Linked DNA regions of Homo sapiens: region 2 is linked to region 1. A link is a contact called in ENCODE Hi-C or POLR2A ChIA-PET data. All regions are on one chromosome and are shown on one strand. Each heading gives the region's core, a stretch centred on a gene start or an enhancer-like site at or near the end of the contact. The rest is flanking DNA. Distances are from core to core; before and after follow the strand shown. Region 1 holds the start of PICK1 (protein interacting with PRKCA 1). Region 2 overlaps GGA1 (golgi associated, gamma adaptin ear containing, ARF binding protein 1).

Evidence for each region. Hi-C counts contacts between places; a loop is a spot of excess contacts on that map. ChIA-PET counts read pairs that join two places held with the same protein, here RNA polymerase II (POLR2A). Pooled maps may share reads with other maps.
Region 2: a pooled map shows a loop between it and region 1 (8-fold over the local background). The contact joins the enhancer-like site here to the promoter of PICK1 in region 1. A Hi-C loop is called at or near these places in 2 of 50 pooled maps. POLR2A ChIA-PET finds 5 or more read pairs at or near these places in 2 of 52 experiments (B cell and activated naive CD8-positive, alpha-beta T cell).

Annotation. Positions count from the first base shown.
Region 1 is chr22:38,056,131-38,059,452 of GRCh38, reverse strand. It overlaps PICK1 (protein interacting with PRKCA 1), which reads right to left and starts at 2,049. Exons shown (of 13, transcript NM_012407.4): 1 at 1,866-2,049; 2 at 1,603-1,700; 3 at 108-219. The coding sequence starts at 1,643. RefSeq lists enhancers at 1,348-1,971, 2,216-2,275, 1,972-2,597.
Region 2 is chr22:37,631,156-37,634,552 of GRCh38, reverse strand. GGA1 (golgi associated, gamma adaptin ear containing, ARF binding protein 1) reads right to left here. Exons shown (of 17, transcript NM_013365.5): 15 at 2,388-2,557; 16 at 2,038-2,148; 17 at 989-1,952. The coding sequence ends at 1,842. Among named protein-coding and RNA genes, the nearest start is that of SH3BP1, 6.8 kb to the left of the region's middle. RefSeq lists enhancers at 126-215, 996-1,155, 376-1,249, 1,516-1,575, 1,756-1,815. Within about 2 kb of position 1,337, at least 35 of the 41 ENCODE cell types and tissues checked have a DNase peak (open chromatin) inside an H3K27ac peak, as active enhancers do; they include B cell, where a contact is called at or near this core.

The DNA of each region.
Region 1 (3,322 bases), core at 800-3,299:
ACCTCAAGAATGAGAAGGAGTCAGCTATGCAGTGTGGAGAAATGAACCTGCCTTTGTCATGCCCAAGTAGGGATGTACCTTGTGCCCCCCTCCAAAGCGCCCAATACCTGGACGATATAGAGGCAGGGACAGTACTGGGCCCCTCCTCCAATGCTGATCCCGATCAGGTTCTGAGCATCCTTCTGCAGGGTCACCTTCCCAGGCACAGTCGGGATTCCGCTAGAAAGGAAAGCAAGCTAGGCTGACTCTCCTGGCAGAAGGATGACTGGAGCGGGTGGGCCCTCTAAAACTCCTGAGGGGCTCCACTGGCTGCCCAGCTTTTTCTCTCCCTCCCTTGGACAAAACAACATTTTGTGCTGGAACATGCACAGCTCTTGGAGTTAAGCAGATGTGGGATCAAACCCCAGCTCTGCCATTTATCAGCTGTGGAACTTGGTTTTTTTTTGAGATGGAGTCTTACTCTTGTTGCCCAGGCTAGAGTGCAATGGCGCAATCTCGGCTCACTGCAACCTCCGCCTCCCGGGTTCAAGTGATTCTCCTGCCTCAGTCGCCCAAGTAGCTGGGACTACAGGTGCCTGCCACCACGCCTGGCTGATTTTTTTGTATTTTTAGTAGAGACGGGGTTTCACCATGTTGGCCAGGCTGGTCTTGAACTCCTGACCTCAGTTGATCCGCCTGCCTCAGCCTCCCAAAGTGCTGGGATTACAGGCGTGAGCCACCGTGCCTGGCCAGCTATGGGACTTGGGTAAGTCAGCCTCTGTGCATCTCAATTTCCTCATCCATAAAATGTGGATGAGCACCCTTATCAGAGTTCTTCTAACCATGCATGGAGGGCACTAACAGCAACCCAGTCCATAGCAGGCACTCCATAAAAATAGGTCCCCCTTCCCTTTCATTTATTCGATCTCTGAGATTTGAGCCAGGTTCTGTCCTTGTCACCTTATCAGGCATCTATGTAGTATGATGGCCACCTACTCCAGGGAGTCTTCCTCTATTAAACTGTCCACCTCCCACCTCTCAACTGCTCGATTACCTCTCGGTTTCCACTATAAATTAGCATTGACTGGTGTTTTATGATAAGTACTCACGCTGATTCACTTATTCATTCAAAAAACATTCGCTAACAACCTACTGACGTCAAGTCCCTTACTAAGTGCTGAGCATAGAGAAAGGCATTGCACCCACTCCTTGATCTGAAAGAGGATATATTCTAATGGGAAAATCTGTCCTACTAACAACCTATGTTGGGAAGGAAGGGTGTCTACAATATTCCTATTCAACCTTCAAAACCTGGTTCAATTGCTACGTCCTCCATGAAGCTTTCCTTGACCATCCCAGCAGAAGCACTGCTCCATCTGCTTTGCTCTTCTTGTCACCAAGTCATGCTAATAGTGCCCTTATGGCACTGAGCTGTGATTATCCCTTTAACTGTCCACAGCCCCCTACAAATAGTGAGCTCCTGGGAGAGCAGGGTCCATTGCTGCTTCAGTACAACAACTGATCCACCGCTGAGAAGCAAGGGTCTGTGGGACTGGGAAGTCCAGGGAAATGAGGAACTTGGGGCTCCTATACTGCTGGAACTTGGGGGAATAAAATACTCACAGTTTATCCTCTTCGATGTCATAATCCAAGTCTGCAAACATGGTTCCGAGAGTTGGAGTGGGCTGGCTAACTGCCCAGCTCGGTAGGGGAATGGGGAACTGGATCCGGGAGAGAAAGGAGCATAGGATTTAAGGAACCCAAGTGCCTAAATGCCAACGCCACCCCTCCCTCCACCACCTCATACGGGACAGCAGTGCCCTCCTCTTCCCTCTGGAGTGGGATGGGACAGTCTCCGGGTGGGGGGCTGGGTAGGTGATTCTTACTAGGTACAAAGGGGGGCTCCAGGCCAGGGCGATAGGCTCAGATCCCAGAGTCCGCCCCACGGGTCTCCAGGCCCTGGGGAGCTGCCTCTGTCGCTCACCGGAAGCGTTGGTCCCACAGCCGGGTCCCGGCCAGGCTGGTACCTGAACCCACCTGCCGTTCCACCTGGCGGTGGCCGCGATTGTCACGTCACTTCCGGCAAGACGCGGAAGTCCCGGCTTTCCCCCCACTGGATATTTGCTCCAATCCCTGCAGACAATCCTTCCCTTCCCGGCTCCCGGGACGCTCGGAACCAAGAACGAGAACAAGTATTGGCGGAAGCTCGCTGTTAGTAGGAACAAGCGAAAACAGAGGAACGGTCTGGACAGGCTGACAGCGTCTAACCCCGCCCTTTGCCCTGCCGCCGCCGCCATCTTGGGAAGGGCAGGGTTTGTCCCAGCTTCCTCAGCTGCACTCAGGGGCCCGCGCCGGCCCGGCGGTTGCCATGGCAACGAAAGCATCCCTGAGCCGGGGTTACCTCCGGCGAGGCTCAGTGGACTATAAACCCCAAGACATCATGCCCTTTCACCCCTTCACCACCTGGGCCTGTGACTCCCCTACTAGAATGGCCCTTTGAGGTCCCAGCCCATCCCAGTTTCGCCAACTTAAGTGCCAAAGAGCGGGGAGTGATTTTGTGCGGGGCCACACACAGTTGGTGTAAGATCTGGATCGTGGCCCTGAAACTCCCGCCGCCTAGTCTAGGGATCTTTGAACGTCCAAACACTAAACAGAGAGCCAGGAGAGGTGTATTCAGTGGGTCTTGCTATTAAGGACAGACTGGACATGCTCCCTTCCCTTTATGTGCCTCAGTTTCCCCATATGTAAACCAAGGCCATTGAGGTAAATGCTTTCTATGGTATATGGTGAAAGGTTTCTCACACCCCCTCCTCCTTCCTTAGTCCTGAGGAGCAGCCCCCCTGGGGTCCCAGGGAGGGTCACGGTCCGCATGTACCTGAGGCTCGGGAAATGCTATCAGTGCTCCCCAGAGTCCGAATCTTGTCTCCTCGCCAGCCTCTGCTGCCACTGCTATTGTGTAAAGTGGGTTCCCTGGGGGAGGTTGGCTCTCCCAGAGCCACAGCCAGGCATCCACCTCATCCGGCAGCATGGGGCCAGGCCCATCCAGCTTGCTTCCCCAGCTGCCCCAGGAGCCATGGAAGAAAGATACAGAAGGATGATTATCCACATATCCCACGGCCGGTGGAAGCCCCGCCCTACTCTCTCCTTAGGTGGCTAATTGAGTCCGGACAGATGTGCAGAATGCCGTGACAATAACAGCCTTCCCACGTGTCCACTGCTCTCCTGTGAGATCACTTTCACAGGATTTGAAAGCTCACCACCACCCTGTGAGAGAAGACCAAATCTTGCCAGCCACATTGTGCAGGCAAGGAAACGGAGGCCCTGGGAAGCCTCTTCCTCTGGT
Region 2 (3,397 bases), core at 88-2,587, 420 kb after region 1:
GTGCAGCTAATGCCTCTTGTCCCCTCAGCAGTAAGGCGGACATGGAGGAGCTCTCAGCCTGCGCTTTCAGTGTGGGCCCAGCAGAGAGGGGCCCCTTGCTTGCTGATGAGTGTTAAAGAGCACACACGCTGGGATGCGGGTGTGCTGGGCAATTCTCCAGCATGTCACAACTATATCTAAGGAGAAGGGTTCAGCGGCCAAGTTCAGATTGGGAAACACTAGATTAGACAAAGTGAAAATGGCTTCTTAAATGAGGGACTTCCCAGGGTCTGTATGGGCTCATCTACTCAGGAGAAACCGTGCGCAGCCTCCCTGGACTCATCTGAGCAGGGAACACTTTCCTGCAGAGCCACACGCAGGGCTGGCCTCCCACACAACAGGGCCCATCTGCCTGGACCAGCGCCCCCTCGCTCCCAGCTGTGTGGCCTCGAAGCCACGCCCAAGCTTGGACCCCAGCCTCCTGGTTGGAGAAAACTGATAGCACTGTGTGGGGGAGAGCTGCCGCTGCGAGTGGCAGGGGCCCAGCTCAGGGTCCCTGGGTCTGCTCCCAAACAAACTGCGATTGGTGCTGGGCAAGGGAGTGATGTCTGGGGGGAGGGAGAAGCTGGGCTTGGACTTCCCTCTGGGGTGCTGCAGCATCGAGGTTGTGTGGAGGGCTGAGCACAGCAGGAGGAAGTCGTGAGCAGCCAGGGGCCTCCCCCTCGGTGTCTGTAGCAGCTGGGGCTCCTGCCAGGCCCTGGCGGTCGCCCACTTCCAGCTGGGACGGTCCTGGTCCGCCACAGCCCAGCGCCCTCTCTGGTGACTCAGCACTGGCCACAGGCCCCTTTGCAGGGCCTTTTCCGGTGCAGGGCCCGGGGGGTGGTGGGGAGGGGGCCCACGGCCTGACCTCCAAAGACGGAAGTGGAGAGGTCTACAGGGCAGCCCTAGGGAACATGGACTCAACCCCTCCCATCTCCCTCAACCTCCAAAGGGCCACGAGAGCAGCTGGTCCAGGAAAAACGACGTTTTATTTTCATAAATACTCCTGCTCTCACTCACACACTGACCCCACTTCTGACCACGGACAGATGGATGGACAGACGTAAGACACCCATAGGAGGCCCCAGCAGAGGCCAATGAATGAAGGAGACACACCGAGAACTCTAGGTGCCCCACAGCCCCTCGCTGGGGCCATGGGCCTCTGGCATTACCCTTGAGCCCCCACAGTCCCTCAGGGGGCCCAATGGCAAAGGGAAACCCCCAGGAGTACGGGCCAGGTGAGGTTCCCCCAGCCTGGCCCCCTGAGGCTGTGACCACAGGGCCAATCCGGAAGAAAAGCAGAGTCAAACCACACACCAGAGTGCAAATAGCTGGGGGTGTAGGCGTCACCCCCCAGTCACTGGGTTCCTATGGAGGAGGCCTAAGCTGGTCCCCAGCTCCAGCATGGCCCCCGAGTTATGGCTGGGCCTTCCCATAAGGCATAAGAGACAGGTGGGGAAGACCCCACCCCAGCTGGGGTTGGGGCTGGGCCTGAGGTCCTGGCCCTTCCCCAACAGCTGTGCTTCCTCCCCATGACCCAAGTTCTTCCAAGGCTACACAGCCCCTCCCTCTCCAGGTCCCGGTGATGGAGACCCCAGCGGCACAAACCCAGGCCCAGCCTCCTACTGGGTTTGGCTCAGCAGGGGCGGGGCCGGAGCAGGAGGGGGAAGAGTCACTTGAGGCCTACAGGGGTGTGGGGAGAAGCACCAGGCCTGGGGGTGAATGGCCATGGGCAACAAAGGGTGTCCTTGGCCACCAATGCCTCCCTCCAGGCTGGACAGTGACCGGTCCCTCTGCCCCTTCCTCTCCCCAGCCCCTCTGTTCTAGAGGCTACCCCAGGTTTCAGGTGGGGGGAACTGGTCCACATCCCCCATCTCGTTGTAGGTCTGGTCACCCATGGTGAAGGTGAGCTTGTAGCGGAGGCGAACCTTCTCCTGGGGAAGAGATGGCAAAGGCAGAGGGGTCAGAGGAGGAGAAGTGGCCGTCCCCACCCTGCAGCACTGCCTGGGGGCCCCTTACCTTCTGGGGGTTGGCAAGCAGCAGGACCTGGGTGATTGCTGAGGGGTGGACGATGGGGTTAAAAGCTGGCAGCTCCGTGCCCGAGGGTGGCTGCAGCTTCACCTTCATAACCTGTGGGCAGATGGCAGGATGGGCACAGCTAGCCCTGGCTGCTTGTCCTGCTCTGAGGAACCAGGCCCAGCCTGCCAGCTCCCCTCCGGGGATCCTGGGGCTCAGTCCTTCTGGTCCCTTCTACACCAACCACCCAGCAAGGGAGGGAGACCTGCCCCCTGACAGGTGGCTCCCCACCCAGCTCCATGTCACCCTGCCTTGAGAGGAGGGAGGCATGCCCTGTCCGACTGGCTTGTCACCTTGGGGACAGCTGACTGGAACACGATGTTGCGGATGGGCTGGGGGGCGGTGCTCAGCATGGAAACCACCACCACCAGCACGTCGGAGCGCCCTGGCAGTGGGTCCCGGGCAAAATGGAAGAGGATGCGGAAGCCGTGCTGGTCATACACAGTCACGGGCAGGATGTTGCCTGTGGGAGAAGGTGGGAGGGCGATGGGACAGCTGAGCTGCAGCACATCCGCTCAGCCCCCAGCCCCCACCCGGCTGGCCTCAGGAGCTGGCTGCTGTACTGGCAACAAGAGCAAAGTCCTCCTTTGGGGCCTTACCTGGACCCTGGGTGGCAGTGCAGGCAGGGGCACAGAGCGGTGCCCAGAGAGGGCAGGTGAACCCCCAGTCTGATAGTGGAGGCAGGACACCCACCCCAGAGCCGAGTCACAGCCCAGCTTCCCCCGATGCTGTGTGGCTGCTGCCTGGAGTGCTGGGGTGAGGGACTTGGTGAGGGTGAGTCTCACGCTGTGTGACCTTGCGGCAGTCACTCCCCTTCTCTGAGCTCAGGGTTCTCCTACTGGTGAGAGGGGCAGCTCTGCCCACTGCTGGGAGACACTGTGGGGGTAGTGTCTTTGGTCACAGGGAGCTCATAGAGGGCAATGCTGAGGACCACCAGGCCTCATGTGTCTGCTTGGGGCCCGGGGCTGGGCCATGGTCCCCTTACTGCTCCTGGGCTGGAAAAACCCAGCCTTGGATCTGGGTCTTTATCATGGTTCAGTTCTGTAATCTGGGGGAGACCCCAAACCTCTCTGTGTCCTGGGCCCTGCCTTCCTGGGGATGGAAGGGGCCCAGAGCCTACTCCCTAGAGGTCTTCTTGCTTATATAAGCCTGGAGTTTGTACAGCAGTCCTCTGATTGCTCTGGGGCAGATAAGGAAACTGACTCCTGGGAAGGGGAGGGCCTTGTTCAGAGCTCCCCTCTGGTTGGCCAGTGGCAGAGCCAGGGGAGCCCTGCTTTCCCACTAGCTTCCCCAGACAGAGCTC